Regions from separate parts of the Mus musculus genome. Here regions 1 and 2 are each linked to region 3. Evidence: chromatin loops called from intact Hi-C (ENCODE). Cell type or tissue: heart. All regions are shown on one strand. Each heading gives the region's core, and the rest is flanking DNA. Links, peaks and the distances in the headings are about the cores only.

Region 1 (10,785 bases), core at 1,422-9,421, 320 kb after region 3:
CTTAAGACTATAGTCATTTAGGAGACTATTATCTTCTACTCACTCAGCAGCTAAGTTGCTCACTAGATAGCATCTAACACCTATAGCATGGGCTGGTAAGATGTCTCTGTGATTTTAAGAGAGCTTGCTGTTCTTGCAAAGGACCAAACTTTGGCTGATTCTCAGCATCAATGTAGGGTGGCTCACAAGTGCCTGTGACTGAAGCTCCAGGGGACCTGTTGCTTTCTTCTGACCTCCATGGTTGAGTGCACTCAGACACATGCCCAAACACATATACATAGATAAATCTTAAACCCAAACCAGGCCTCCCACCTCTTTTGTTGGCAGAGTTTTCTCATCTGCTACCTGTACTGTAGGTCATACTTTCTTTGGGGATGAGGTATCATGTAGCTTCAAGTTGTCCTCAATCTTGCTACCTGAATTATGGAGGCTAATAACATGATACAGGAATTTGTTCCTTAAGATTTTGTTTATAAAAACAAAGCACAACACCCTAAAGGCTCTCCCAAAGATCACCTTCCTGTGTACCCAGTCTCATCTCACAGCACCCCGGCACAGTAGTGCAAGCATCCGAGGCAGAGGCGGGAAGTCTGGTAGGGGTGATACATTTATTTTGGATATCTTTATTTTTAATCACCTTAACAGTCATTTACCTCTCATCTCTTTAACAGACTTTTGTACCATCAGGTAAAGCTTTTGGAAGACATTAACTTAAACCACTAACCTCCACTAACCTGAAAGCTAAGACTATAATTACATAGCATCTAAAACTTATAGCAATTTCCCCCCAATTCTGCTGTAGCCTGCATACATCTCACATTACCTTTGGGGAGCTTCGTTTTATGTTGACAAACCTGCTTAGAGGATCCAGAAAGGCAAGCATCCAATTCCTAGTTCTTCCATGACTAATTGTGTGACCTTGAGGACTTAAGTTGCCTGTACCTGCAGCCTGGGATAACTCAATACAGGAAACCATAACAGTTTCTATGAAGAGAGAAAGGTCAAAGCAGTCATAAACCTGAGAACTGAAGTTGTGCGGTACTTGCGATTTACTCTGCAGGACCGCTCTTACTTAGGCAGAGCCTGACTGAGGCAGGGGCATAACTTACTGGCCGACTTCTAGCACACTACAGCCTGCCAGGTCTTTCTGGCTTTTTCGCTCCGCCCCAGGAATCCTTTCCCACCGCGATGGCACGCACACCCCGGCCTGCCTTAACCACAGGCGGGCGCCGGCGCCCCAGTGACGCGAGCCTGCGGGGCGCTGAGGCAAGACACACGCTTCCTCGGGTCTCCTGAAGCTGTCACTACCGGCCACAGGCTGTCATCGCCCCTTGGCCCGCTCCGTCAGGCGGGCAACTTCCCCGGTGTGAGGCTGGACAGCACCGCCGGCCTGGAGCAACCTGCGCAGGCGCGTTGGCCCGCCGCCCTCCGGTCCAGGTCCCTCGACCCGGTATTGAGAGGAGACGGCAGCGGCCGAGGGCCGCGGCCCCGCCCGCCCTGCCTTGAGGCCCTCAGCCCTCTCACCAGTCTTCGGAGGGCCGCTCCGAGCCGCGTTCACCTCAAAGCGTTGCGGACAGCGCTGGCCTCAGGGCGCGGAGGAAGGGGCGGGCGCAGTGCAGGGCGGGGCCAGGAGACAGCACGCTGATTGGCCCACTCTGTCCGCAGGGTTACTGGGGCATCTAGCCCGCGCAAGCGCACTATTGACCTGCCCTGGCAGAGGGCGGAGTTGACATGGTGTGCCCACAGTGTCACAGGGCAGGTTTAGCTAACCTGTCTCTCCGTTCGGGTGTCCACGCGTGGGCCCTTCTGCTACTGAGAGCAAAGGGCTGTGAGCCCAGTGCCACCTTGAGCTGAGTCAGGGCCGTATAGACCACTCGAGGGAGACCAGTAGCACCCATCCGTCGCCATGTTAATGTATTTCTAAACTGCGAGGCCAGACCAGATGCTCACTGTCTTGATTAATCTTCCCCATAGATTAATGACCTGTCCAGCATTGCCAGGGACGGCGGTAGTCCTGTTCTGCTGACCAGATGCCTTCCGGTGTGAATGGAGACGGCTCCCAACCTTTCAGAGCAAGGGCTTCTAACCAGCGCTTGCAGCATAGAACGCCCAACTCAAAACCGTAAACCTGCTGGGGATGTAGCTCAATTGACAGATTGCTGGACGAGCCGAGACCCAGAGTTTATTTACAAGTACCACACGAAACAGATCGGTGGGACGCAGACTCGCTGGACGCAGTGGGAGCAGGAATTCAGCCAGCATAGACCCTGAGTCCGTGTTGGTTAGTTTTGTCTATTTGAAAGGATATCAAAACACCTGAGAATACAGTCTCAACGAGAATTATATGGGTTGAGTTGACCCATGGTTAACATTTTCATGATTGGGTTAAGTGAGGTGGAAGGCCCACTCCGAATGTGGGAGGTACCATGTCATGGATTAGGTTCTGCACTGTTCTGAGTGTTGGGAGGCGACAGAGAGCAAGCGTCAAGCACCCATTAGCTCTTTGTTCATGACTATGGGATGTGGAGCAAGCACCTGTACTGCTGCTGAGACTCCTCTATAGTAATGGACTATCACCTAGAGTTGGAAGCTAAAATAGTCTTGCTTCATTTAGTTGCTCTGTCAGGGTGTTTTACTAAAGCAACAGACATGAAACTACCTGTCAAGACCATTATTGAAATAAAAGAGTAACATTAAAAAAAAGTTTGTGTATGACTTAATTTTGTAAGATATATAAATATATTTAATCATTTGACTTTATAATACATACTGGGAACTGATAGTATCTTCAAGTTACCTTTTAAAAATTTACATCACAATATCAGCCCCCTCCTCCCAGTACCCTTTGCACGAAGATCCTCCTCCCATCCCCCTTCCCTTCTGAGTGACTTATTTTGTAACAACTTCACAGTTGTTTACTTTTTAGATGACAACAGACTGAAATGTCACACAAATATATTTGTATATACACATAGGTTCAGCTTTATGGTGGTTTCCAGGGTGTTATCTTCTAGGTGCAGACAGTGAAACTGGCATGGCCAGATGTTACAGATGGTTCTGGTCATGAGTAAAAGACAGCGATTACTGAGCTGCTAACCTGTCATTTGCAGAGCAGGTAGGCTTTGTTTTGAGAGAGGGTCTCACTATGTAGCCCTGGCTGGCCTGGAATTTAGTATGTTCACTTCAAATTCAGAGATCCACTTGCCTCTGCCTCCCCGTGTCAGGACTAAAGGTGTGACCATCATGCTCTGCAATTAAGATAGGCATTATCTGATGATTGAAGGCATTTCCACACCTCAATCCAAATCCACACATTGCCTGCTGGGTTTTAGGCCCTCCATGTTGCACACGCAGATGAGATATGGAAGGATCCAAACCTTGCTTTCTATTTTCCTGTCAATTTTCATCATAAAAGTAAATATAACTCCTTGTCTATTATTTTTATCCTATCATGGCTTCTAGCCTCAAAAGAAAACCTAGCCTCAGCCGGGCAGTGGTGGCGCACACCTTTAATCCCAACACTTGGGAGGCAGAGGCAGGTGGATCTCTGAGTTCGAGGCCAGCCTGGTCTACAGAGTGAGTTCCAGGACAGCCAGGGCTATACAGAGAAACCCTGTCTCGGAAAAAACCAAAACAAACAAACACAGCCTCAGGACTGTAAAGATATCTTAGTGGGGAGAGGCTCTTGTGTACAGACCTCACAGCCTGAGTTTGATTCCCAGCTCTCACAAGGTACCAGCAGAAAATCCTCTAAGAGTTGTCCTCCGATCTTCACATGTGCATGTGCACTAGAGCACACACATACACACAGCAAAATAAATAAAAATTAAACTGAACTCCAGAGACAAATTACATATTTAGTGAAAAGCAGACAGCTGACTACATTTTTGTTAAGGCACTCTGCTTAATTTGCAGGGAATTCATGCAAGATTTCTAAGACTTATGGCTTGAAAGGCATTAAACACATCGACAAATCTGGTGCTCAAGGATTGTGTTGTAAGGAAAAACAGAAATGGAAAACTCTGTTTTGTACACCTTCCTTGTCTCTTTCAGTCACTACATCACCTGCCAATTCTCAAATGGAACGCACAGAGCTAAACTCTGACATTCAAGTAAAGAAAAATTTGATGGTGTCTGACTCATAGGTCCTATCCTAGAGATACTTATTTTTCAACTTATGATCACACCTCAATCATGACAGCAGCTACATTTGAGCAACTATTTTCAAGAATGAAGCATAGTTAAGAGTAAAATTAGAACCCAGATCTTGTGAGCACCTGAGAACTGAAATTGCTCATTTAACCAGATATTTATGCATCGGGCCTATCCCACTTAGCTTTGTTGCCTTCTTTAATTTTTAAATAATAAAAATAATGCTGCTTTAATTATTAGTGACTATAAACCTGGGACCTGCCCAGTGATTTTAAAAGACACTCTGAACATGGTACTGCCTAATTAAAATTATTCAAAACCTTTTTTGCTTATATATGTAAGCAGATATCATCAAAATGATACATAAACACCCATCTCTCTCTCTTTCTCTCTTTTTTTTCTTTTTGGTTTTCCGAGACAGGGTTTCTCTGTGTAGCCCTGGCTGTCCTGGAACTCACTCTGTAGACCAGGCTGGCCCTCTTACTCAGAAATCCGCCTGCCTCTGCCTCCCGAGTGCTGGGATTAAAGGCGTGCGCCACCACCACCTGGCTGGGTGTGGCCAACTTAAAGGTGCGAAACACTTATCCCAACAGAAAGACTGATGTTTCATTTTAGCCTTTTGTAGGTAAACTAACTATGAAGAGGTATCAGTAAATTAAACATAGGCAAGCTACATGGATTTGGTATAGTACAAAGATATAACATGCTGGAAAGGTATTTAAAGATCAACATTTTTGAAAACAAATTTTACTAGTTCAAGATAGGTCTTAGTTTTTAAGGATGAAATTAATAAGATAGTAATATCAGGAAAAACAAATGTAAATGCCAAACTAAGGTAATTGCCAGTGCTTACCAAGGGTAAGCAGGAGGGGCACAGCAGTTCTAGGCCTGCAGTACAGCGAAACCACCTCAAAACGGCCCAGCCTGCTCCTGCTCTTCCTCCAGAGTCCTTTTTTCTGCCTCTGGCCTGACACAGCTTTGCTCTCTGTCTTTAATGCTTTTACAAGTTAATTTTTTAATAATTAAAAAAAAAAGTATGCATATATGTATGTGCTCCACATGCAGGCAGTGCCTGAGGCGACCAGAAGAGGGAGATGGATCCCTTAGAACTGGAGATACAGATGGCTGTGTGCTGGAAATTGAAGTTGGGTCCTCTCAAATAACAAATCAGGTTGTTGCAGGCTTGTATAGCAACTCCTCTATCCACTGAGCCTCTTACCCCTCTCACCCAGATCTTTGTTTTCATCTTTTATTTTCCTTACAACATACACTGAACTATCTTCATTAAAAACTAGGTTTTGTTTTTGTTTTTGTTTTGGTTGTTTTGTTTTAGTGGTTTTGCTCAGTCTTTTAATCCAAGCACTCGAGGGTAGAGAGAGGTGGTCTCGAGTTCCAGGACAGCCAGAGCTATACATTGAAAGCCTGTCTCAAAAAAAAGCAAATAAAATAGATTAGTAATAAGTAAGTTTTGGGGGGATTGGAGAAAAGGCTTAATGGAAAGAGTACTTGCTTTTGCAGAGAACCTAGATTTGATACTTAGCACCCACATGATGGTTTACAACATCCATAACTCTAATTCTAGAAGACTCTATGTCTCCCTTTAACCTCTAAGAGCACCAGACATGCATGTGGTACACATACATACAAGCAGGCAAAACACTCATACATGAACAAATCTAAAAATAAGAATTCTAAAACTAAAACTTCCAGTTTTTGCAGCCCAACAGTCTGGACTCAGAACCTACTAGGACCTTGCACATACAGACAAGTTCTGAACTGTATTTGCACACTCCATTTTAAATTTTTACTTCTTTCTCTGTTTTGGAGACGTTATCACACAGTTGCCTAGTGTGACACTCTTCCTGCCTTAGTCTCCCTAAGTGATGGGATGACAGGTGTGTCCCACTGCCCTTGTTCTTTGTTTTTAGTCAGTGTGTATGTGCATGTGTGCTGACTCACAGCCGTCAGTCCGCTCCTTCCAACTCTTGGGTTCTAGCGATCTAACTCAGGCTGTCTGAGTTGGCAGATGGTGCCTTTTAACTGTTGAATGATCTCCTCGGTCTATACCTTTTTATATTGCACTTCTGAAGGTGTGTGTGTATTGGGAGAAGGGGTTGGATCAAGGGCCTCAGGCATGCTAAGCAAACCCCCATCGGTGTACTAAATCCCCAGGCTTTAAGCAGTTACTCACAGGGTTAGAATGGAAGGGGAGAACTAGGAACTGAGGACCTCTTGGTTCCTAATGTTTCCATCCAAAACCCTGTACTAAGAGGTAACTAAATCCTCGCAGGGTTTCTAGCACCAGTGGTCTTGTTCCTAGGAGGACCAGGTCCCCGTGCTTCATGGAAACAACTGTCTGAGAAAGTTCAACACTGCCAGGAGAAAGCACTAGATATTCTGAGCAACTCCTGGGATTAACAGAGTCCCAACTTCCTTTTCTTAGAGCACTTCCTAAAAGGGGCCTACAAACTTGTCTCCTTCCTTTATCCCTTTAAGGTAGTGCATGCATTTCTTACTCTTTAGGAGAACCCTTCTCAGGAAGCCAAGAGCCAAACATCTTGCTATGCAGTCATTAGGAAAGACAGGGCCTTCATGCCCTACCTAGTCTTGGAGAAACATTCTTTGGTCTAACTTTGGTCAGGCGCCTGAACCTTTTTCTAGGCCTATCCAAACACTATCTTGTAAAACCTAGTTTTAATGAAGGACTTTGTGAAGGGAGTTTACCAAGACCACCCCTCTGCCAATTCTGTATGCCAGGCTCCCAATTATAGACACAAGCCTTCCAGGATTGTCTTCAGCAAGAACCCAGTTAGGTTGGCTTAGCCAGACCCCTTTACCCTTTTTTTCCCTCGAATCACATTCTCATCCACTAACCCTCAAAACTGATCTTTGGTTACAAATTTCCCCCTTGTTCATCTCTAGTTGGAGTCCTATTTCTCCCCCACTGTACTGGCTCCTATATCTAGCTGTACAATCCTTTATACCAGTTCTTAACCTGTAGGTTGTGACCTCTTTGGGGGAGGGTCACATATTATACCTGATACCATACTTGAATATCAGATATTTACATTATAATTCATAACAGTCGCAAAATTACAGTTATGGAGGAGAAACAAAATAATTTTACAGTTGGGGGACAGCACTTTAAAGGGTCGCAGGACTAGGAAGGTTGAGAACCACTGTTTACACGGCCTTCCTTATCGTTCTTTGACAAGCCACAGAATACTTTTTAGTGTAACTGCTAACTAGACACAAACTGGACTTACAGCATAGACAGTTGAAGCCTGTTCCCCTGGCACTGCCTCCCTGGCATAGCTGTAGCCATTTTGCTTCTCGCCTGCCAGTATGAGTGCCATCTCATACTGCTGCCACTGAAATTAGACTGACTGCTGACCCAGAGAATAGTCTGGCTCAGACCGTGGTCATGTTGACCATATATCCCGGTATGTTCAGAGGTTTGTTACCATGTTTTGAGGACTGTTCTTCTTGCAAACTCCCCAATTGCAGACTTCACTCAGAGCTAAGCAAGATAGAAGTCAACTTGAACTGTTATGTCTAAATTATTTAAACACACACACACACAACTTGGAAAAAGGCCAATAACCCTACAAGCCCTCCCCGCAATTGCTTGTGAGTTCATTATGGGTTTCTGCCTATATAAACTGACCCTGAAACGAAGTTCATGATAGTAGCATTCAGTTCCAGAGTCTAAGCTATGTCTACCGACCGTGGGGTGTGCATTCAATACACTATCCCTGTCTGACTGAGATTGATATTCCTGTGGTTTGTGGGGCGACTCCTGGACCCTAACAGGGACCAGCTCTGGAATTCCTTTCACTTCAGACTGTGGAACCCCGTCCTCCTCCATTCTCATGCCTCTAGAAACACCTAAAGACTCCTTCACAGATAGGAAGGCAGCTCTTGACTAAACAGACTCTTTACCGATTTACTAAACACGGGCTATGTTCAACAGAACCCAATGGGAAGAGAATTGGGCCCGGATACGTGTTTCATCTCCAGAAAAAAAGCCTGGGGCCCCGAGGCCGTCAGACATTTGTACCACGCAAGCATCCATCCTGCATCCCATCCATGGCTTCGGTCCGTCTTGCAAGCCACACATAGCACTGGTATCCAGACCACCCATGAACGAAGCAGGGAGCTCACTGGGCTAAGTTCGAGCCTCCTCCTCCCACTCTAGGAAAGTGAGCTAACAGTGAGATCCTCTGCATTCACGCGGTAGCCGGCGTCCCGTGAGGCCGGCTACTTAGCGGGAGAGATGGCGCCCGCTGCAGGTGTCGGGAGAGGTTCACCCACCTGTCTCGACCTAGAGTCCGCCGGATTCACTGAACCGAGAAAAAAGAAAAGAAAAGGAAAAAAAAAATCACTTTTGAAAAACGACTTCGTTTTTGTTAGCAATACCCAGATAGGAGCTAGCCGAAACCGGAAGTTGCATCACCTCCGGTCGCGCCAGGCAGTGACAGTCCTTAGCCCCGCCTCTGTTCCTAAAGCAACGATGGCCGCTCCCGCGTACGACACTATTGCTAGCATTTCTCGAATTGGGAGGGACTATCGATTTTCATCACCTGCTGTAGTTTTCCTCAGCAACTCTTACTCATGCATTCATTTTATTTAGGCTTGGTTGGCGGGTGAACTGGGAGCTAGGAAAGGCGACGTCGGATGTAGAGTAGCGCCATCTTGTACGGACCCTGAACGTTTAGCACGCCGAGCGTGAGCTTACATCGGGCAATACTTGTCAGAGAGGAAAAAAAAAAATAGCGTTTTTACGCGATGGCGTATTTCCGTTTCCTCTCTGCCAGGGCGTTTTTGGTTGGACGGTCTTGTTGCGGAGGGAGGGGGAAGATTGTTTGCTCCGTAGACGCTCCCCGTAAAGCAAGGTAAACTGAGGTAAAGCCGGGAAGGGGCATTTTTTTTTTCGCCTGGTTACATGGGATGGCTGGGACTCAGACGCTGGGTCCGCGGAAGAGTATGCGCTTGGAGCCTGGAGGCTCAGATGGCCCCCAGGGCTGGAGAGGCAAGGTTGGGGGATAGAAGGTGAATTGCAAAGCCGGACCGAGGGGGACGGGCTTGGTAGAAAAAGGGTGTGGAGGAGAGAGGGTGGGGCTCAGAGGGAAGTTTGGAAGGGGAGGGACTGTGGAGGGAACAGGGACGCGAGCAGAGTCGGACCTAAAGTCCTTGAGGCCGGAGGAAAGAAGTTGAGGTGGGGGACTGGTCGGATCTCGGGAGTGTGTGTTGGGAAACCAGTGGTATCTTGGGGAGACCCAGGACGCGGAGGAGGCTGCTGGCCAAGGTTCTGATGCTGACATCCTATGTAACTTGACCTTTGTGTCTCCTGCAGCTCCCCAGAGGCGCATCTCCCACCCTCTGCTTGGACTTAGCTTTCTCTCCATCTGCCACCACAGCCTGGAGGCGCTTGCCTCCACCCTCCCGAATGGTGCTCCTCTTCCCAGGCGTCGGCCCAGGATCCAGGCCCCCTTTGCTCCTTGAGTTGGAGCTGTTGCCGCTGGGGTCTCTTGGTGGGCTCCCCGTGGTGAGGTGTGAAGAACTTTTGCACAGACGAAGCTTTAGTTATAAGGACCTCCTCAGCAGTTCGAAGCTCAGCCTCTAACTGAACGCGAGGCCCATCTGTGCTGCTTCTCTTCGGCCTTTGAGAAGAGAAAGCCCTATTCTGTTCCATCCAAAGTCCAGGAAGCCTCAAACTGGGGCCCTGCTCCCAGCATGCCAGCCCTCTCTTGTGCATAGGGCTTTGCCCTCTTCCAGCCAGCATGGCTGATCTCAAAAAGGCTGCAGGGGGCCGGGAGACTCCGCAGGGGGAACTTCGGTCAGAGGTGGTAGAGGATGAGGGCCCTAGGAGCCCGGTCGCAGAGGAGCCTGGAGGAAGTGGAAGCAACAGCAGTGAGACCAAATTGTCCCCTAGAGAGGAGGAGGAACTGGATCCTAGGATACAGGTGAGAAGGCTGATGGAGGAGGTCAGAAGTCCAGAGGCCAGACTTGCTGAAGAGCTGTGGGATCAATGAGGCCTTAGACTCCTCTCTCACAGTGGGCTGGGGTGGGAAAGGGAAGCAGACATGTACATAAAACGTGGCGGTTCAGTGTGACAAGTGTGACAAGTGCTGATGGAGAGCAGGGACCCTGCCTGAGTGCTTGGGGCATAGAACCACTCATTGTTCTTCTTTCTGAATAAGCAAAAAGATTGCTAGCTCAGGTATCTTACATATCCTGGAGGCAAGAGGAGATGGCTGAGACTGGGAGGCAGTTTGGAGGCTGAGGAAATCTCCCCCCCCCCCCCCCCACCTTTTACCTTCTTAGATATGTCTCTCAGAATCATTTTGAGTTGTGAGACCTTTCAGGTATTTGAAAGGCACGGTAAGGTTTGAGTCTGTAAGGAAATCAACTCCCTTCCCTCCTCCCCATCCCCCTCTCTTTGAGACAGGATTCTCTTGTGTAGCCCTGGCTGTCCTGGAACTTGATTTGTAGACTAGGGTGGCCTAGAACTCCGAGATCTGCCTGCTTCTGCCTCCCTGCTCCTGGGATTAAATTAGGTGTGTGCCACCATGATCAGCAGGAAACTTTTTATATTGCAAGGATTTATCTCTGTTGTGATTGGCCTTTAAT
Region 2 (10,785 bases), core at 1,185-9,184, 160 kb after region 3:
AAATGGATGGATCTGGAGGATATCATCCTGAGTGAGGTAACCCAATCACAAAAGAACACACATGATATGCACTCACTGATAAGTGGATATTGGCCCAGAAGCTTGGAATACCCAAGATACAATTCACAAACGACATGAAACTCAAGAAGGAGGACCATAGTGTGGATACTTCTATCCATTTTAGAAGGGGGAAACAAAACACCCATGGAAGGAGTTACAGAGACAAAATTTGGAGTAGAGACTGAAGAAATGACCATCTAGAAACTTGAGATCCATCCCATTTACAATCACCAAACTTAGACACTGTTGTGGATGCCAACAAGTGCTTGCTGACAGGAGCTGACAGGAGCCTGATATAGAGGTCTCCTGAGAGGTTCTGCTAGTGCCTCACAAATACAGAAGTGGATGCTCACAGCTATCCATTGGACTGAGCATAGGGTCCCCAATGAAGGAGCTAGAGAAAGGACCTAGGGAGCTGAAGGGGTTTGCAGCCCCATAGGAGGAACAACAATATGAACTAGCCAGTAACCACCACCCCCCCCCCCGCCCCCAAAGAGCTCCCTGGGACTAAACCACCAACCAAAAAGCACACAATGGTAGGACTCATGGCTCCATCTGCATATGCAGCAGAGGATGGCCTAGTCAGACATCAATGGGAGGAGAGGCCCTTTGTCCTATGAAGGCTCTATGCCCCAGTGTAAGGGAATGCCAGGGCCAGGATTCGGGAGTGGGTGGGTTGGGTAGCAATGAGCAGGGGGAGGGAGGAGGGGACGGAGGTTTTCAGAGGGGAAAACGGGAAAGGGGATAACAATTGAAATGTAAATAAAGAAAATATCCAATAAAAAAAAGACATTATGAAGAATTAAAAGAAAGAAAAGAAGGAAGGAAGAAAGAAAGAATAACAATGACAACATAAATCTTGGTTATTTCTGTATTTTCTGAATACACAAGCCTAGAATTTTGGATCTCAACAGGAAAACAGTATTTATTAGAAAGTATGACCCCAACACTTACCCAAAACAACTGGATACCAGCTGTGTTGGTTGGTTCTTAGGCCAATGAAGTGTCAACCAAAGCCGTTCTTTAACTGTTGGGTCCACACCCCCACTTCTTCTCTTCAGGAAGGGCAATTTCAAAACCATTACACCTGTAGATTAGAGGAAAGTCGATCTGCTCTCAGAACAGGGAAACAGTAGCATGCCCCTCCCAGCAACCCTTAATTCTATGGTTTACAAATTGTTTGGCTAATTAACAGTAAAATCTTGGGGGCTAGAGTGATGAAACTGCTTGCCATGCAAGCTTGCACACCTCAACTTAGGCCCCTAGCACCCACTGAAAAAGAAGCAGCATCCTGGTGCAGTGGGGTACACCTATCACCTCATTACAGACACAGGCAGATCCCTGGAGCTGCTGACCAGTTGCTGATCTAGCCTCATCACTGAGCAGCAAGTTCAGTTAAGACCTGTCTCACAAGACAAGACTGAGAGAAAAAACAAACATGAAGAACCAAGGAAGACATGCAACATCACCTCTACATACATGTGCACACAGAAGAAAGAACATGTCCTTTTATTATGGAGATATTACTATGATAGAGGTTAAGACCAGTCTAGCCATGTTTAGGTCAAACAAACCTTTTCAGGCTATCTTTGAGACTTGAAAAGTTGTATCTTTATCTGGGACAGGCTTAGGAGACAGATCAGCCCGTAGTAAAGTACTTGCCTTGCAAGCATTAAGATTTGATTTTGATCCTCAAGACCCATATTTGAAACCAGGCACAGTAACATGCTTGTCCAGCTGCAAGGGGGGCGAAACAGGGTTCCCTGGCTAACTCTCCAGCTTAGCTGGCTTGTCAAGTTCCAAATCTTGTCTGTAAATGGTGCCTAAGTAATGGCACCAAAGGTTATTTGGCCTGCAAAGGTTGTTTGTACATGAACATGCACACATGCTAGTAGTATCTTCGTGTGGGGATTGAGTTCCTAATTAGAATGAGACCCTAACCTGAGACTTTTCAATAACTCCAGGATAGTGGAATTCTCCTAGTTAACTCCTATTCCTAGTTCAATGGTTCTCAATCTTCCTAGTGTTGCAACTCTTTAATATAATTCCTCATGCCGTGACTCATAACCATAAAATTATTTTGTTGCTACTTCATAACTGTTATTTGGCAGTTATAAACCATAATGTAAATAACTGTTGTGTAGGGTATCTGATATGAAGCCCCTGTGAAAGGGCCACTTAACCCTCAAAAGGAAACCTTCACCAGCACTGACCCAATCATCTGTACTGCCCATCAGAACCACAAGCACAGCTTTAAAAACATACATGCCAGTAGGGTATGGTGGAGCACACCTTTAATCCCAGTACTCAGAAGGCAGATTCAGGCACATCTGATCTACCAAACAAGTTCCAGGACAGCCAAGACTTCACAGAGAAACCCTGTCTCAAACAAAACAGAGCAACACATACACGCCAGGGTCCAAGTTCAGAGATGTGATTCGGGAGATTCCAAGTGGAGTACAGAAAACCCTCAGTACCCTCAGTACTCTCAGTACCCTCAGTACTCTCAGTACCCTTAGTACTCTCAGTACCCTCAGTACTCTCAGTACCCTCAGTACTCTCCAGCAGGTCTGCTGTACAAGGAGAACATAAGGCTACTGTGGACAGCTATTGTGTTCACGGATTCTCAGGCAGGTGTCTTGGGGGGAAGAGGGATGTTTAGCCTAATTTGAAGCAAGTGATGGGCCTGGCGAGATGGCTCTGGACAAGGTGCTTGCCACACAGATGAGTCTGATCCCCAGGACTCACATAAAGGTGATGTGTGCCGTCACAGCGCTAACTAAAATTTGAAGACAATGTAACATAGCCAGCTTGTTCATGGGCTCAGTATGCACACTGAGTCTGTGTCACTGTTTTTCCATTCTTAACACTCAAGGAAAGCCCATTATTCGCATTCTTATAGTAAAGATCTTGCTCTCAGGTGATCTCTGTGAGTTTGAGGCCAGCTTGGTATACATAGCAAGATCTAGGACAGCCTTACTCTGCATGCCAGGCAAGACTCTTTCAGCAAAGCCGGGGTTCTTGCCTTCTAGAAGGCACTAGAAAACAGACACAAAGGCCAGGTGTCCAGAACAGAGAGGTCTAAACAGGTTATAAGGGACAGCAACTTTCTGGTAAGCAAGATTTTAGCTAGATGATATTCTTAGAATGAGATGAAACAAAACAAATAGATAATTCTACTGCAACAGTACAGAATTTGCCACTGAAGAGACACTGTGACAAAACAGGAAACTTGGAAAGACAATCTCAGTGAGGGATTATCTAGATTAGTTTGGCCTCTGAGTATGACTGTGGGTGACTGTCAATTTGTAAAGAGGGTCCAGCCCACTATGGGATGTATCATTTCTTGTGTAGGCAGTCCAGGCTATCCAAAAAAGCCAGCTGAGCCAGCACATGACATTCCTCCATTGGACAGTTTCTACATCAAGGTCCCACCTTGACTTCCCTTAGTGACAGACTCTAATTTAGAAGCTGAAACAACCCCCCCCCCTAGTTTCTTTTGGTCTGTGTTTTATCAGAGCAGCAGAAAGGAGCTGGAGCACAGTCTGCAGATGGGTGGTGCTGTTCATTTGGGGGGTTAGGTCCTGAGCTGCTAAGTGTAGAGAAAGCTGAGCAGAGGTGGGCAGCAATCCTCTCCTCTCTGCTCCTCACTGCAGAGGAGACAGCCCGACTCATTCTGACTCCTCTGAAGAATGGGTTGCAGAGCAGTGGAAGAGAATAGCTCGCCAGTTAGGAGGACTTGTTGCTCTCTAGCACCCACATGGTGACCAAGAACAGTTTATAACTCCAGTTCCTACAGAAGCCAGTGCCTTTTTCTGGCCTCCCTGAACACACACACACACAGCACACAGACATATGTCTATGCAAAAACATCTATATACAAAAAAGCAAATCAATTCTTAAAAAAAAAAAAAAGTAATAAAATGATGGACCAGAACCTAGAACTAAGTAAGCTGCAATCACTTAGTCCCTCCAAGGTGGGTAGTTGTGTTACCATAGCAACAGAAAAGAAAGCAGGATAACCCCTAGGCATCAACCTTACCCCGGCCGCGGGAACAGCTCCAGATTCGAATGGTCTGATCTTTGCTTCCTGTGGCTAAGTAGCAGCCTTTTGTGATGGGGGTTTCTGCTATAAGCTTCCCATTGGGAATGTCAGGTTCTTCTAGGAAAGAGACAGAGATTTTATTTTTTAAAGATATATATATATAAATGCTCTGTCTTCATGCACACTAGAAGAGGGAATCAGACCCGTAACAGATGGGTGTGAACCACCACGTGGTTGCTGGGAATTGAACTCAGGACCCGGGAAGAGCAGCTAGTAACTGCTTATTTTTAATTTACACTGGACATGCACTGTGGTTACAGAGTAACTCAGCAAAGTCAGCTCCTCCCCATTTCCTAGTTTGCTCTGCGAGGCTCAGGGTCTAAGCATAATTCAGAAGCTGCAACTCAACACTTAGTTCTTTAGGGCTGGAGAGAGCAGAGCTCTCCTTCCATCATCTTACCCGAGTTTTCCTCTTGGCTGATGGATAAGCAGTCTTCACCAGACAGAGGACACCAGGCTATGGAGTGGATCTCGTCATCGTGGCCTCGAAGTCTGTGAATAACTTCTCCCTTTTTACTGATGTCAATGATAACCACTATGCCATCTTTGTAGCTGAAAAATAAGTTAGAAACATTTCAGGAGCCTGCAGATCGACACTGCCAAGCCTCTCACCTGTCTGAGTTCTAACCCAAGCAGCACAGTATCATAGAACTTTCTTTTTTCTTCTTTTCTGCCTGCTTAGATACCGGTTCAAATCCCACATATGCTTACCCTGAGACTCTAGACTACTCTTTCTCTGGAGACTCCCTTTCCACCACGCCCCACCTCTTTTTACAGCTGTTTACAGACTTCCAAGGCAGACCCTAACTCAAAAGACAAGGCTTTCCTCCTCTTCTCTACCCACTCCTCCCAGTACCCACTAAGTTTACAGCTTGTCTGCATTGCTGCTGCCCTGAAAAGGGAAAAGATTTTAGCAATGAAAACAGTTAACTGATAAACTTTGTTTGTGACAGCTTTACACATCACAGACTGGCTGCACACCTACTATGCACCGAGGGTGATCATGAACTTCATTCACCTTCCAAGGGCTGAGATCACAGCATGAGCCAACATATTTGCTTTATACAGTACCTGGGACTGAGCACAGGCCTTTGTATGTGCTAGAGAAGCCCTCTGCCAGAGGAGCCACATCCTTAGCTCCACAAATGATACTGCTTTCCAACTACAAACTTAACAGGAACCGTTAAACTGTACCTAAGTGTCAATCTATGAATTCAGCAGAAACCCATAGACTCTAATAGCTTTTTAAAAAGTGAATTATTTTGAACACGTTTAAAAGTATCTATTGGGAGCTAGAGAGACAGTTCAGCCCTTAAGAGCACCAGCTGCTCTTCTAGAGGAACCAAAGTCCCAGTATTCACAAGGTGGCTCACAACCATCTGTCATTCCAGTCCCTGAGGATCTGGTGCCCTCTTCAGGTCTCCTAGGGCACTGCAAACACATGGTACACAAAACACATATGCAAGCAAAATAACTATACATGGTAAAAAGACAACCAACCAAAAAACCTTAAAGTATTTTATACTTAGCTTAGGAAAAATAGCTTATACCTACTCCTACCAAGTTTCTGCTTTGACTTCCTAGTGGAAGCCAATGTTTCTGCGTTATAATCTAGCATCCCTAGCCTTTCTTCATAAATGTTCCCGAGTCAGACCCAAACGATCCTGTACATCCAAAGGCTTCATAAAGGGTATCATGAAGCTGGCCTTCTTTGTCCTATTTGTGAGGTACATAAAGCAGAGTCACCTGGCACTCTACAGTTAACACCACATCCAAGGATAGTCTAAGTCAGCCAAGAGCGAAAGAAGGCACTTCTAACTTTTGAAGGGTGGCTTGAAAATTCAGTATCATAGAAAACACAGCATCATAGAAATATGGGGAGCAGAGCAAAGTCTGGAACTGGAGCTCACAGGATCATATGACACCCTGGGCTGCTGTCGTCCTCTGAGGACTGAGGCACACAGGCAAGAGGAAAGAAAAGCAGGATCATAAACTAAGCCAAACCACCAGCAGACAGCACAGTACTCGGTACTCACCCAATGGCTACTAGATTTTCGTGATGAGGTGAACACGTCAGACAGAATATGGTCCTGGGCTCTGTGAAGAGGTGCTGGCTGTCATTTCTGTTAAGCCAGTAACAGAAAACGACTCCTTTTTCATCCCCAGAGACTATTAAGTCCTTAACTGTCGGAGACCAATGCAGTGCTGATATTGTATGCTTCAAACAAAGCAAAGCCAGATGAGTCTCATTTGTGAGTGTTGGGCTGTAAACCAGCCTAATGCTACCCACATTACAGGTACTTAAGAAATATGCTATAACTACCTGTATAGCAATATAGTAAGTCTAAAGTTAAAACTTTTTGTGTGGTTTTGAGACCGTCTTACTTTGTAATTTTGGCCTGGAACTCAAGGCAATCCTTCTGCCTGTCTCCTGAGTACAAGAATTCTAGAATTGCAGCCATGCACCACCATGCCTGGGGATACTGACATGGACGTGCACAGACACACTTTTTACTCATGTGTGCAAAGCCACATGTGTGTCTATGCAGGCCAGAAGAGGTGAACGGATTCCCTGGAGCTGGTTATGAGCCAACCCACAAGGGTGATGGGAACCCGACTTGGGTTCTCTGGGACAGTAGGAGGCACTCTTAATGGATGAACCATCTCTCCAGCCCCTATATTTTCTATTTATTGTGTTGGGGAGAGCATGTGCCACAGCCGAGCATGTGGAAGGCAGAAGACTCTGTGGAGCCAGTTCTCTCTTACTTTCATGGAGATTAAACTGCTCAAGGGGCTGGAGAGACCGCTCAGTGGTTAACAACACTTGCTGCTTTTGCAGAGCTTTGGTTCCTAGCACCCACATGGTGACCAACAATCACCAGAAACTTCAGTTTTCATGTACTTCTTACCACCATAGACACCAGGCCTATAGGCGAAATACACATACACAATTCAAGTAAAGAAAACAAAATAAAACAAAGTATCAAAACTCAGGTCATCAGGCTTCCAGGACAGGCCCTTGAACCTGGAAAGCCTTCTCATCAGTTATCAGTCCGGGTATATATTTTATATGGACCTATTGGCTCTGTTAGACTTTGTAGGCCATGCTCTCAGTGGCTGTTCCTCAATTCTATTGTTATATCATCAAAGCAGCTACAGATAAGAGTTAGTGACTAAGCCGGGCGTGGTGGCACACGCCTTTAATCCCAGCACTTGGGAGGCAGAGGCAGGCGGATTTCTGAGTTCAAGGCCAGCCTGGTCTACAGAGTGAGTTCCAGGACAGCCAGGGCTACACAGAGAAACCCTGTCTCGGAAAAAAAAAAAAAAAAAAAAAAAAAAAAGAGTTAGTGACTAGGGGCTGGAGAATAGCTCAGTGGCTACTTATCAAGAGGTCCCAGGTTTGATTCCCAGAGCTCTCACGGTAGTTTTAAACGGTCTATAACGGGATCTGAATGTCCCCCTTTGGTGTGCAGGCATACATTGGAAAAACTGACACCCCCCCCCTTCTCTCTCTCTCTATATATATACATATATATATATAAAAAAGAGAATGACTATCTATCTTTTTGCCTCCACTTCCCAAGTGCTATGATTACAGGTGTGCACCACCATGTTCATTTATGCAGTTCTGGGGACTGAGCCCAGGGCTTTGAGTGTGCTAGCCAGGCACTCTACCTAGCCAAGTTACAGCTGCTACCAGAAACTCTACTTTCTAAACAAAACATGCATCTTTAAAAAAAAGTTATTTGAGAGACTTTCCAACATATCTAAGTAGCCAACAAAAATGAGTAGCATTCCTCCATATGCATGAGATCTATTAAAACAATCTGAGGCCTCAGGATGCACAATTACCTGATGGAGTGTGTGTTCTGTCACTACAGTCTTGGTCTCTACATCCCAAACCTTCACAGTTCCATCGTCTGAGCTGGTGGCACAGAGGTTGTATTGTCCAGGGTGATGAGAAAAAGTGAAACCAGATACTCTTTCAGTGTGTCCCACCAACTCTCCTACCACTGCAAGCAAAACCAGACTTGGTTAACTAAAGCACTATCCAGACAGTTAGCCTGCATGTTGCTGGACAAACAACAAGCAGATAAACAGAAGTCACTTAACACACATGGAACAGAAACATCCACAGACGAAAGACAGAAACGCTGGGTGTCATCACCACTCATCTTACAGACATCACCGTCAAGTAATTGCCCAGCGGGATCAGAGAAGGGAGAACAGCCCCCACCCCAGGGGGCGTACTAGGGGCCGGCAGGGCCTTGGCCAAGCAGGAAGGCCAGGAGCACCCTAAACGCCGGGTCTAGGCTGGGTCAGTCCCTCCAAGCGAGAGAGGCCACGTGCGCGCGCCGCCGGACCCGGCGACTTACAGAACTCCCCCAAGAGGACGGCAGGAAGGACTGCGCCGACCCGTGAGGGGCTCACCTCGAAACGGGGGCGCCCCTGGGCTCGCGCCCGCACCCGGACCCACGCGGACGAGGAAGACGGAGGTCCGCGCAGCGAAGCCAAAGATGCCTCCGGGCGCCGCGTCGCTGCAGCGTGAGCAGTACCAGTTGGGGGACGGCGGCAGCGTCCGCGGCTCCGGCTTCATCTCCGCGGCCGCCCAAGCTCAGCAGAGGAGCTCTGGGACGGTGGTTCGCAACCGCGGCGTGGAGCGGGAGGGGGCGGGATCGATTTAAACCCCGCCCCTGGAGGCGGGCGCTACGGAGCGCGTTGAGGCCCAACCCGCGCCTCTCGCTCCCGTGCGCCGCCTGGAACTAAATTCCAGGTCCTGAGGTTACATATTTTCCTTAATTAAGGATTTAGACCTGTGGAACCCGCCAACCAGCCACTGAGCACACACGCACACGCACACGCACACGCACACACACACACACACACACACGCTAAATAAATAATAAAGGCCAACACACACACACATACACACACACACACACACACACACACACACACACACGCGCTAAATAAATAATAAAGGCCAACATGATGTGAAATACCCTGTTTCTACCAACCTCAAGGTTGACTAAGAGATGAGCTAATGCGTTTGTGTGCATTTACCGCCATATATACCTGTATTTAACTAAAGCTCCTTATTTTGTCCAATCCAGCAAGGCAAGTATTATTAAGCGAGAAACATCTGGGACAGATTGGACAAGGCAGTTCAGTATCCCAATTAAGTTTTTTTTTTTTTGGGGGGGGGGGGTTCGAGACAGGGTTTCTCTGTATAGCCCTGGCTATCCTGGAACTCACTCTGTAGACCAGGCTGGCCTCGAACTCAGAAATCCGCCTGCCTTTGCCTCCCGAGTGCTGGGATTAAAGGCGTGCGCCACCATGCCTGGCAAGTTTTTGTTTGTTTGTTTGTTTGTTTGTTTTTAAATGCTACATAGCGGCGTACTTTTCCAGTTTTTGGGAGGTGTTTTAAAGACAGATGCAAGAGTGTATTTAGCTGAAATACTAAAAGAATGAATCTGAGCTCTGGCTCAGCACTCAGGCAGGAGGATTGCCATGTGCTCCAGGCTAGGCAGCCTGGGCTATAGTATGAGAGCCTGTCAAAATAAATGAAATGAGTCAGGAATCAGAAAGGACAGGAAGAGACTCTGTAGTTGGGTGGGAATTCTGATTCCTGATACTGGGGTATTCAAAGATTAAAGAGCAGAGGTTTGACATCCCGCCTCCTGCTTAATGGAGTGCCTATGCTGTGAGAACTAGTTAGTGGTGTGGAGGGAAAAAAGAATTGAACTCTGCTTACAACTCAAACCCAAGCAACTTGTTCAGATTCGACTGTACTTCTGTACTGCTGTTAGCCCTTCCTGAATGTGGCATATGGAAACTTGCAATGGCTATCATTAATAGAGAGCCCTTACCTATGCTAGCATAGCCTAAGGGCACTAAATTCAGGGTTACCAGACTCCACATTGATCACTAGTTTTGCCAGGAGCACACAAACGCATTAGCTCGTCTCTTAGTCTTTATTATTTATTTAGTGTGTGTGTGTGTGCTCATATTTCACAATGTGTGTGTATGGAGGTCAGAGGTCAAGGAGTTGGTGCTCTCTTTCCATGATATGGGGCCTAGAGACTGACTGACTTCAGCTTGTCAGCTGGACCATCTCGATAACACCCCATCCCGTTGGCTTTTTTTTTTTTTTTTTTTTTTTTTTAGACAGGATCTCACTATATAGCTCTGACTAGCCTGGCACTTGCTCTGTAGACCAGACTGTGTTGAATTCACAGAGATCTACCTGCTTCTGCCTTCCTGAGTGCTAGGATTAAAGGTGTGGGCCACCATGCCAGGCAATTTGGTTTCTGAAAGAGTTTTCTCAGTAATGTTCACAAATTTGTGTTAGAGTGATCTTTCCTTCCTCTTTCTTCTTTTCCTTTGAGATAGAGTCTCACTGTGTAGTTCTGATTGGCCTGGAATTTGCAGCCCAGGGCGACAAACTGGTGGAGATCTTCCTGCTTCAGCCTCTCATACGCTGGGATTACATCATGTGGTGCTACGCCAGGCTCCTTTTCTCTGAGACAGAGCCCGGCTTGTGTAACATGGTGGTTCTTTAACACCAGTCTCCCACATGCTGATGTTACAGTCATTTTTAACAAGAACCCTGAGGCCCA
Region 3 (10,785 bases), core at 1,747-9,746:
CTGCCAATGTAGCAATGTAGCTTACTTGGCAGCGTACTCATCTTGCTTGTAAGAAGCTCAGAGTTCAGTCTGTGAACTGAACCGCGCAGAGTCACTGTATGATATGTGGTCTGACTATGGCGCTGTCTCACTATAATCCTGGTCCTCAATGGGTAGAAGGGGGGAGAGAAATTCAAGGTCACTTTTCAGCTTTGTTGTGAGTTCGAGGCCAGCATGAGATACATGAGACCTGTCCTGAGGTCACTGTGGAAGGCAGGATGGAAAAGAGTTTGCTTAAGTAGAATTGATGGGGTGAAGGGAGGCTGGTGCTAGGTGCAGAATCAGGGGCAAGTCTGTTAGCCCTTCTCGACGGCAAACCATCTCATCCTAACTCTAGGCCTCTTTCATGTGTAACTGGGGTGCATCATCATCCTACTTGATAGAAAATGGTTGCCCCAGGGTTAGGTGTGATGACAACAGTGTCTTCCCCCACCTCCCTTCACATGACAGGTCGCAGAGGCGATCTCAGCTGAGCCTCTCTTCCCAGAAGCTAAAGTCATTGCACAGCATGTGCCAGAGAGCCTGTGAGTCTTTGGGGCTGGAAAATGCTCCCCAGCTGGCCTTGTTTGTTCTGGCCAAGGTCTCTCCCCGTCTTACCCTGCCCCCCATGTTGGCATAGGCAGGACTGTACCCAAGAGCTACCAGAGGAAGTGAATGGCCCCGCACAATTTCTTCCAGGAACCCAAGGTCCTTTGGAAAATTAAACTCTCAGTGGGATAAAACCGTGTGTTCAAGGCCAGGTGTGGAAGTGCTACATGCCTGTAATCCTAGGACGTGGGAGACAGAGGCAGGAGGATTATAAATTTATGGTTGGGGTTGAAGAGATGGGTCAGCACTTGCAGCTCTTTCAGAGGACGTAGGTTCAGTTCCTGGCATGTATACATACAGTGGTTCAGGGTCATTTGTAACTCTAACTCCAGGGGATCTGACATACTCTTCTGGTCCCCATGGGTACTAGAATGTACACAGCACACACATACACATAGGAAAGACAACTACATACATCAGCCATCTTAAAAAAAAATCTATCAAATAGCACACACCTTTAATCCCAGTACTTGGGAGGCAGAAGCCCATGGATTTCTGAGTTTGAGGTCAACCTGGTCTACAGAGTGAGTTTCAGGACAGCCAGAGCTACACAGAGAAACCCAGTCTCAAAAACAAAAAATAAAAACAAAATAAATAAATAAATACAAGCAATGCTCTCACAGGAGCAAGAGTGCTGTGAGCTAAGGCATGGTAGCTCTTCCTGCTCTCATACCTAGGCCTAAAATAAGATAGAGTAATGATCCTGGGCTAAGGGGCTGCCTAAAGGCTTCCACCGTTCTAGAGTAGGAGCTTGGGTTATCAGACAGTCTCCTAGTTCCCTAGTCTTCATTCTCAACTCTGTGTCAGTGCAGGAAGTTCTCAGCACCAGGAGTGAAGATACATATTTAACTACAGAAGGTACAGTGTGTACACCCACTGGGTGCTTTTACCTTTTTTTTTTTTTTTCTTCTTCTTGTTTTTTTTTTTTTTTTTTTTTTAGGTTTTTCGAGTTTTTTTCTTCTTCTTGTCATGGGCAATCTAGATTATGGATAGAAATATGTAGACAAGGTTTACCTTGAATTTCTGATCTCCCTGGCTTCACAACCTGAATGCTAAAGCTATTGGCGAGTACTAACATGCCTGGCTCTAGGAAAAAAAAAAAAAACAAACATATTAATTTTTGATCCTGTCTAGTATTTAGAAAAAAAAAATGCCTGTGTTCAGAATGTTGTAGTATGTCAGAAAGCAGAAGTCTGGGCTGGGGATATGGGCTCAGTAGTCAAGCACTGAGCCTGGAAAGTGCAAGGCCTTGAGTTTGATCCTTAACACTGCAAATAAAATAAATATCACTGGAACCATTAGCCTGAATTACTCACTGGTATCCTGGTACAGAAGGTGCTTAGCATGCAAGAAGAGACCTACATTCAGTCTTTGGCACTGGGGGAGGGGAGGTCTGAATTAAGATTCCAGCTCCAGCTCCTGTCTTACAACCCAGCTCCTTTCCCCAGCCTTCCTTGTTGGGAGTGCTACAGAGGAAGCCTGGTTACAGTACTAGCCTTCTGTATTCTAATTTTTATTCTGAGACAATGTCTTGCTATTTAGTTCCAGCTGACCTGGTACTTACTCTGTAGCCCAGGCTAGCCTCAGAGTCTCTCCAATTCTCCTGCCTCAGCATTACAGGCATGTGCTACCACACCTGTCTTGCCCTTCGTCATTTTTTTTTTTTTTTTTTTCGAGACAGGGTTTCTCTGTGTAGCCCTGGCTTTCCTGGAACTCACTTTGTAGACCAGGCTGCTGGCCTCGAACTCAGAAATCCGCCTGCCTCTGCCTCCCGAGTGCTGGGATTAAAGGCGTGCGCCACCACACCCGGCTTCGTTATCATTTTTAAAAAAGATTTATATATATATATATATATATATATATATATACACAGCATTCTGCCTGCATGTATACCTGCATGCCAAAGAGAGCACCAGGTCTCATTACAGATCGTTTTGAGCCACTATGTGGTTGCTGGGAATTGAACTCAGGACCTCTGAAAGAACAGACAGTACTCTGAACCTCTGAGCCATCTCTCCAGCCCTGTTATCATTTTTTTTTAAGGTTCTATTTTATTTTGTGTCTGAGTACTTTGCCTTCTAGTATGGTTGTGCACCATATGTGTGCCTGGTGCCCAAGGAGGATGCCAGATTCATTGGGACTGTGGTTATAGAAGGTTGTGAGCCATCTTGTGGGTGCTGGGAACCAAACTTAGGTCCTTTGAAAGAGCAGCCAGCGGTCTTAACCAGTGAACCCTCTCTCTAGCCCGATGATAATGATGAAGATTATAATGATGATGATGATGCTTATTTCAAGACAGGGTTTCTCCTTGTAGCCCTGACTGTCCTGGAACTCGCTCTATAGATCAGGTTGGCCTGATCTTAGAGAGTCCCTTGTCTCTGCCTCCAGAATGCTGGGATGAAGGGTGGCCACCACCACCGGCTTTCCAGACCTCCATTATTTGAATCTAGGAAAAGCTATTGGATTTGGTTCTGCCATGGATTGGCTTTGTGACCTTGGATGAGGAACTTTTATTTCTCTGAACTTCAGTGTCCTCATCTTCAAAAGAAGGAGATGAAATCATTATTCAGTTTACCTTCCCAGGGTTGAGTATTTCTAGTTGAGGACAGTCCTAAAAGGTTCTAAGTTCTGAGTTCCCCCTCCTGATATCCAATGCCTCTCTCTGGCCCCGGGACAGGACTCAGAGTAGCCATCTCTGAGCCCCAGTTCCCACACAGCAGGGCCTGACCACTTTTGTTGGCACCGGCACTGTGAGCTGGGTAGATGAGCCAGCTAGTTCGACATTACACAAAGCCCTGCTATGCCCGAAAGTTGTGTGAGGGTATATCTCCTCTCTATATCCAATTAGTAAGTGGCACATGACTTTAATCCCAGTACTTGGGAGGCAGAGGCAGTCGGATCTCTGTGAGTCTGAGTCTACAGAGTGAGTTCTAGAACAGGCAAGGCTACACAAAGAAACCCTGTCTCAAGGAAAGAGAGAGAGAGAGATATAAAAGAAAAAAACAAAGTATTTACCAATAACTAAAAGTGAACCCTGGTGGCAACGTGCATTGCTGTGCTCTTTGATTAAAGGGTAGACATGCCACAGTTTTAAGCTGGGGGAGGGGATCTGCCTTTAACCCCAGCACTCTTGAGGCAGAAGCAGGCAGATCTCTGTGAGTTCCAGGCCAGAGTGAGGAGTTTCAGGACAGCAAAGGCTCCCCAGAGAAACCCTGTTTCAGAAAACAACAACAATAACAAAAATACTGCTTAAATTCTCTATCTCCTTCAAACCGTATATTCCTCCGTGCTTCTCCGAGCAAGCGCTGGCTTTAGTGTGTTGTGCCTTATAATGGGGGCACTTTGGCTCTCATTGACTACTTAGGCATTAATTTTCCTCTAAGAGAGGGGCTATCAGGGAAGGCTAGAGAGCTGTCCCAGGCTTGCAGGCAAAGACTGGAGATGGAATTGAACACCAGATTGCTATGAACACTTTCCCCAGTATTCCCGGTGTCCACAATACCAGTGTCTGGTCTCTAAGAGTCTTTTCAGGAAGCCATGCCCCCCACCCAGGAGACCACCTGTTTTCTAATCCTTCTTTTGGAGAGTTCGCCAACCTTCCAGGCTGTTCGGTTCTCAGATTTCTAGATCCAGTCAGTTCCTGACACGTCTCTTATTTCCAGTATTTTGGGATCTGAGTTCAAGGAAACCTTCTCTCAGCAATTAAAGAAGCCAATCTCAGTTAAATTCATGATGTTGTAACCCTCTAATCCCAGCACTAGGGAGGCAGAGACAGGTGGGTCTCTGTGTGTCCGAAGTAAGCCTGGTTGCCTGGTCTACAGAAAGAGAGAGTTCTAGGATAATCAGAGCCCAGAACTAGACAGAAACCAAACCAAACCAAACCAACCAACCAACCAACCAATCAACCAACCAACCAACCAAAAACTCTGCTTGAAAAACAAAAAAATACCCAAACAAACCAAACGGAAAAAACAACCCAAAACAAACAAAAAGCCAATCTTGTCTACTTCATTACAGCACAGTGACTACTGCGCTGTAATGAAGTATTTGTTTCTCCTGTTTACTGTGCCTTCCCCCACCTTACAGTGTAAATTCCGGGAGGACAGGTGCTTGTTAGCCTGGTTTATTGGCAGACCTTTCTAAGAACTTTGCAGGCCCCCAGAGCATAAAGTCAGTAAACATTTATTGAACCAAATGACAGAGAAATTTGAAACCACCTGGCATAAATGGTTCCTTCATTTTACAATAGAGAAATCGAGACCCAGGAAGTGGACCTGACTACTGCTGATAACCCCTAACTAACTGCAATGGGGTCAGGGTTAAGATACAAATCTCAGAGCTTTCTGAGTCCCTCAATTAAGTGTCAGTTCAACTCTACCCTAAACAATTCTATAGAAAAAACACAAGCGACTTGAAAGAAAAGCCATTTCCTGCCTATAAAACACTGGGTTTCGAGGGCCTGCATAGCGTGGGTACTACTGGGAATTCTGTTCTCTTTCCGAGGCGCTCGCTGCCCCTGTGGGGAAAGAACTCCCTTGGACCCATTACCAGTGCTCTGGCCAGGCTGCAGCTGGGCCAAGGTCATCGGAGTGGGGCCAGAAGCCACGCACAGGGGGCGGCCAAAGAACCCCTCTGCATCACTAGCCAAGTCTGGGCTGACATAGTAAAAGACCCCAACGCGGAGCCCCGAGAAACACTTGTCACCAGCGTTAGCAGGCCGGGCCGGCCGCGTGGCCAGGTCCCATGTGCTCCACCTGCGACCGTTCTGGGGCGCTGGCCCTTTAAGGCTCCTCCCCCACCCCCGCCCTCCGAAGTTGCATCAGGCACGTGCTCGCCCCCGTCCACTTGCCGCGCCACAGGAATGGTCTCCAGGGGGCGGGGCCGGGGCGGGACCTTCCGCCCTGCGCGCGCGCGCCCGTCGCCGCGCCGTCCCCGCCCCTCGCGCGCCGCGTCGCGAGGCGCGCGCCCGCCCGCCGCCCGCCGCGGATCGCGTGGTCTGGCTCGGCTCTCCGCGCCGCTCCCCCCCTGGCCGTCCGCACCACTGCAGCCCCCCGAGCCGCCCCGGGCCGGGGGCGGGGGGACGCAGGCGGCGGACCGAGGTCCGCCAGGCCGGCTAGGCGCGCCGGAGCCTTCTGCCCGGCGCGCCACTCAGCGTCAGCCCGTCCGCGCCGCTCCGCGTCCGCGCGGCCCGGGCTCCGGCGCCCCGCCAGCGGCCTCGAGCGGGGCCCGCGGCGCGCCCGGCCCCTCCGCGCAGATGGCCACTCAAGTGGAGCCGCTGCTGCCGGCGGGCGCCCCGCTGCTGCAGGCCGAGGAGCACGGCCTGGCGAGGAAGAAGCCGGCGCCCGACGCCCAGGCCGAGTCGGGCCCGGGTGACGGCGGCGGAGAGCCCGACGGCGGCGTCCGCAGGCCGCGGCCCGCCTGCGCCAGGCCTGGCCGCGACGGCGCGGAGCGCGAGAGCCCGCGGCCACCCGCAGCTGCGGAAGCCCCAGCGGGGAGCGACGGCGAGGACGGCGGCCGGCGTGACTTCGTGGAGGCACCGCCGCCCAAGGTGAACCCGTGGACGAAGCACGCGCCGCCGCCGGCCGCGGTGAACGGACAGCCGCCTCCAGGTGGGTCTGCGCGGCGCGGCACTGGCCCGCGCAGTGACGCGGGCGTTTCCCTCGGAGCGGGGCTACCGGGGCCGCAGCGGTTGGTGGCAACGGCATGCCTCGGGCCTAGCTTGGCGGACTGGGCCGGGCGGGGCCGCTCGTGTGCCCTGTGCTCCCTATGCGTCTCGGCGCCTCGAGAGTGCGTGTTCAGAGAACATGTGTCATGGCTCCGAGCTGGGCCTGGCTTTGAACTTTGCAACTTTGCGCTTCGGGGAGCCGGGTGAAGCGTGGGGAGCGCGGGCCCCTGCGTGCCCGGGAGCCGGTTGCGGCCCGCGGCGACGCGAGGGGCGTGTGTGGCGGCGAGGGAGTGGCCGCGCCGGTGCGGGGCGGGCGGGTGACAGTTGGGCGCCATGCGCCGTGCCAGGACTGTTCGCAGCGCTCGCCGGCCGGAGCTGCGCGCGGGGCTCCCCTCCCCCGCTGAGTCCGGGTGGGAGGTGGCTCGGGAATCCTAGCCGGGCGCGATCGGCGTGGGCATCTAGTGGCGCACCACTCGGGCACAGCCTCCGCTTGGGTACTCCTGGGTGTTTGATAGTGAGCATGGCCCTTGAGTTTGATCGTCGGAGTCCTGGTACTTTTAACTTTAAAAAATGAAAAAAAAAAAAAAAACCAAAACCAAAAACTTGCTATGGAGCTTAGGTGTGGTTGCCTAACCTAAGCTGGGCACCGAGGAAGTCGGAGCTAGCCGCTTTCAGGTTCCAGAGTGCTGGAAAGTGTAGGCCTAGCCCTGGGGGAAACCAGCACGTTGGTTGCCCTTTCGATTTCTCTTAGGGTTGCTTCATAAGGAAGAGGGCACATGGGGTTGGGGGTGTTGTAGTACCAGAGTTTCCCTCTTCTTCTCCTTCCCTTCCCGAATCCTCTTATGCAAGGGGCAGTACTGAAACCTCCATTTTCTTTCATATCCTCGTTTTCCACCCACAGAGTGGAGGAATCAACTTTAAGACGCTCTTTGGTCCTGCCCCTCTTTAAATTCAGAGGTATAATCATCCTCTCGAGCCGCGCTCCTCAGAAGTTTAAATGAGGCTGTTCGCTCAGTTCGCCGCACTTAGCTACTGGTGAACCTGCCTTGTGGGTTTTAAATCAGCTGTGACAATCAGGCAGGATTGGGTGCCTGAGCTGGCATTTTGTGTAAAGCCATGGGCCCTTGATAGCTTGCGTCATTGGAGCTATTGATCGTGGGAAGAAGACAGTTTGGCTGGCATCTCAACTTTTCCTCAGGATAAAGCCAAACTCAATTTAAGTGACCAAAGCACACATTTTAGGTATACTATATCTGTTCTGTTCCAGTGGGGTTTTTTGGTTGTTTTTTGTTTTGGTTTGTTTGTTTTGTTTCTTTTGTAATCTTACCAGTTGGTTTTGATAGAATCTTTGGAGTAGTTTTTTGACAGACTTACCAGAACTAATCCAATAGCTTCTGAATTTAAGCTTGTTAAGACCTTGGTGCTTTTTAAAGTGAATTCTGTGATTGGGTTGTCTGTCTGGCAAGGCTAGGTGGTGGTGGCCTTATTGCCTCAGCCAAAGGGATCGGTAGGTCCCTTTTCAGCTCTGATTTTATCTTCAGCCAGGACATCTTTAAATGAATGTGCCACCAGTGGAGTGGTTGTGTGGTCTTGGGATTTTTATGTTCTGTGATGCATGTGTTTTTGGGAGTGTACAGAAATGAGTGTCTCATAAGCAAGCTAAGCTTTCCAAAGCTTGCTGCAAATGCCTATTTTTAGCCTTCTTTTGGCTCAGATGCTGGTGTTTAAGTATTTGAGGGACACTAGCAGTAACTAGTAATAAAGTATGTTTTACCCTCTCTTCCTTCCATGTGGCATTTCCTATCTTGTTTAACCTCTAAGTCCTAGGTTTGTATTGGGGAGAGGGGAAAGTGAGGGCATAGTCTTAGTGTAGCCTGGAACTTAGCTTGGAACGGAATCAAGGCTGGTCCTAAACTCCTGATTCTCCTACCTCTGCCTTCCCTATACCTGGTTTTAACCCCTCCCCACCTCCACCTCTGTGTGTTTGTTGTTCCTTAGTTCCAGTTTCATTCTTTCTTTTCTTTATACATACATTATGTACCTACTGCAGTTTCCCCTTCATTTTCCCCCCAACTCCAACCCACCCCCGTTTTAGATTTATGGGTTTTTTTGTTTTTGTTTTTTTCTGTTTTTTTGAGACAGGGTTTCTCTGTAACCCTGGCTGTCCTGTAGACCACGCTGGCTTCGAACTCAGAAGTCCGCCTGCCTCTGCCTCCCAAGTACGGGGATTAAAGGCGTGCACCACCACTGCCCTGCTAGGTTTATGGTTTTAAGTTTTGGGATTTGTCCTTTTGGACACCCTCCTGAACAGTATTTTTTCCATTCTTTCCCCTTATTCCAGCCACACCCCCTCTCAATCTTGAGTGCCCAAGTGGGAAGAGATGCATAGATTTTTGGGGTCAGTCTGCACGTGCTGTATCGCTGTCTCTTGTTAGCTGAGTCCCACCCTCCTCATTTGAACAACAGGGAATAGTTTATGATGTGCATGCCTCTCAGGATAGTGGTGACCCTTCACTGTGATAACAACATTTCTCAGCCTTCCTAATGCAGTGACCCTTTAAATATAATTCCTCAGTCCTGGTGACCCACCCCCCAGCCATAAAATTATTTTTGGTTTTTTGAGACAGGGTTTCTCTGTATAGCCCCGGCTGTCCTGGAACTAACTCTGTAGACCATGCTGGCCTTGAAATCCACCTGCCTCTGCCTCCCAAGTGCTGGGATTAAAGGCATGTGCCACCACTACCCGGCACAAAATTATTTTTGTTGCTACTTCATAACTAGCTTTGCTACTGCTGTGAATCATGATGTAAATATGTTTTCTGGTGGTCTCTGGTGAATCCTGTGAAAGAGCTTAAGAACTGTTGGTTCAGTGCCTAAGAGATTATGGGACCTTCAGAAACTTTTATGTGGGTCTTTTTTTTTTTTTTTTAACTTGTAAAAGAAGGCAGAGAATGAACATCTTTTATTTTTTGTGTTCAGTTTAGCACCCCACAAGAAATAGTTTGCTTTAAAGTTGACCTTTGAACTGGGTATGGTGGTTCACACCTATGAATCCTGCAGAAGAGTGGTCATGGCAGAAGGATGACTGAGAAATCAGGGCTTGGAGATACTTCTTTAAAAAACCAAACAACTAAGCAAACAAAACCCCCCACCCTTTTATGCACCCTTACAATAAAAATTCACATAAAACAATTACTTTTGGGAGTGGAGAGAGGGTTCAGTGGTTAAGAGCATCGATTGCTCTTCCAGTGGTCCCAGCAACCACATGGTGGCTCACAACCATCTGTAATGGGATCTGATGCCCTCTTCTGGTGTGTGTGAAGAGAGCTACAGTGCACTCACATACATTAAATAAATAAATCTTTTTTAAAAAGTTACTTTTGATTGGCCATGGATGGAAAGCATATTCATGGTGCATGGACAGATGGACAGTTGCCATCATCTTGTATCTATTTTTATGTGTGGCATGTGGAAGTGAGAGGACAGTCATTCATTCATTCATTCATTCATTCATTCAATTTTTTTGTGGTAGAGTTTCTCTGGGTAGCAGCTCTGCCTGTCTTAGAACTCTATAGACCACAGGCCTTGAATTCATAGATCCACCTGTCTCTGCCTCCCCAGTGCTGGGATCAAAGGTGTGTGCTACCACTGCCCAGCTCTGCCAGGACATTTTACAAGCATCTGTTCTCTCCTTCCATCATACATGGGCCCTGTGAACTGAATTCAGGTTGTCAGGGTAGGTGGCAAGTGCTTTACAAAACAAAAACAAAAACAAAAAACAAAACAAAAACAAAAAAACCCTGCTGAGCCATTTTACCAAACCTTGGTATCAACACATCTCTCCCCCTACTCTCTGAGTAACTGCCCTGGAACTCAGTTTGTAGACCAGGTTGGCCTCAAACTCAGAGATCTGCCTACCTCTGCCTCCCAGAGTGCTGGGATTAAAGGTGTGCTCCACTACACCTGGCTGTAACTAACAGCTTTAACTGTAGGTCAGTCACTCAAAGAAATAACTGTGTTTTTTTTCGTTTGTTTTTGTTTTTTCTTTCTTTTTTTGTTTTTTGTTTTTGTTTTTGTTTTGTTTTTTTCGAGACAGGGTTTCTCTTTATAGCCTCAGCTGTCCTGGAACTCACTTTGTAGACCAGGCTGGCCTCCAACTCAGAAATCCGCCTGCCTCTGCCTCCCACGGTTTTTGTTTTTTCAAGTTAGGGACGGGTTCACTGTGTAGCTCAGACTCTTGGAACTCACTTTGTAGATTAGGCTGGCCTTGAACTAAGAGACTCACCCCACCTTCCTGAGTGCTGGGAAAACAGGGTACACCACCATTGCCTAGATGAAATGACTACTTTTGCTTTGTTTGGAATGTGGTATAATGATGGTGAGACCTTCATGCTTTTGCTGTCTGAAGCTGAGAATAGAGGCATGCCCGCCATCCACTTCTAGCAATGATGATTTTTTTAAAGCAATTGAAAAATAATTTAATATCTTTATGT

What was found. A loop is a pair of places that touch in the nucleus more often than their neighbours do. Peaks named below come from ENCODE experiments on the same cell type or tissue, not always from the same donor. Only the 100,000 strongest peaks of a DNase experiment are listed, where the experiment ranks them.
Region 1: a loop joins it to region 3, with 2.8 times the contacts of the local background. A loop is called at or near these places in 2 of 42 quality-filtered maps.
Region 2: a loop joins it to region 3, with 3 times the contacts of the local background. A loop is called at or near these places in 2 of 42 quality-filtered maps.

What each region holds. Positions count from the first base shown.
Region 1 is chr11:58,321,746-58,332,530 of GRCm38, forward strand. It overlaps Zfp672 (zinc finger protein 672), which reads right to left and starts at 1,620. Exons shown (of 4, transcript NM_001256516.1): 1 at 1,525-1,620; 2 at 824-984. It overlaps Sh3bp5l (SH3 binding domain protein 5 like), which reads left to right and starts at 8,962. Exons shown (of 7, transcript NM_024480.5): 1 at 8,962-9,047; 2 at 9,509-10,118. The coding sequence starts at 9,936. In heart, for the core only: a CTCF peak has its summit at 5,237 (motif pointing right); DNase peaks (open chromatin) are centred at 1,636, 8,636 and 8,946; H3K4me3 peaks cover 3,393 bases; H3K27ac peaks cover 2,893 bases.
Region 2 is chr11:58,159,692-58,170,476 of GRCm38, forward strand. It overlaps Gemin5 (gem nuclear organelle associated protein 5), which reads right to left and starts at 8,848. Exons shown (of 28, transcript NM_172558.3): 1 at 8,597-8,848; 2 at 8,018-8,178; 3 at 6,202-6,383; 4 at 4,566-4,717; 5 at 4,103-4,222; 6 at 1,015-1,147. The coding sequence starts at 8,762. It also overlaps a transcript of Mrpl22 not described here. In heart, for the core only: CTCF peaks have their summits at 5,580 (motif pointing left) and 8,905; a DNase peak (open chromatin) is centred at 8,490; H3K4me3 peaks cover 1,490 bases; H3K27ac peaks cover 1,196 bases.
Region 3 is chr11:58,003,312-58,014,096 of GRCm38, forward strand. Larp1 (La ribonucleoprotein domain family, member 1) reads left to right here and starts at 5,753. Exons shown (of 19, transcript NM_028451.1): 1 at 5,753-6,236. The coding sequence starts at 5,882. In heart, for the core only: no CTCF peak of the experiment used is centred there; DNase peaks (open chromatin) are centred at 5,500, 6,630 and 7,020; H3K4me3 peaks cover 3,658 bases; H3K27ac peaks cover 3,251 bases.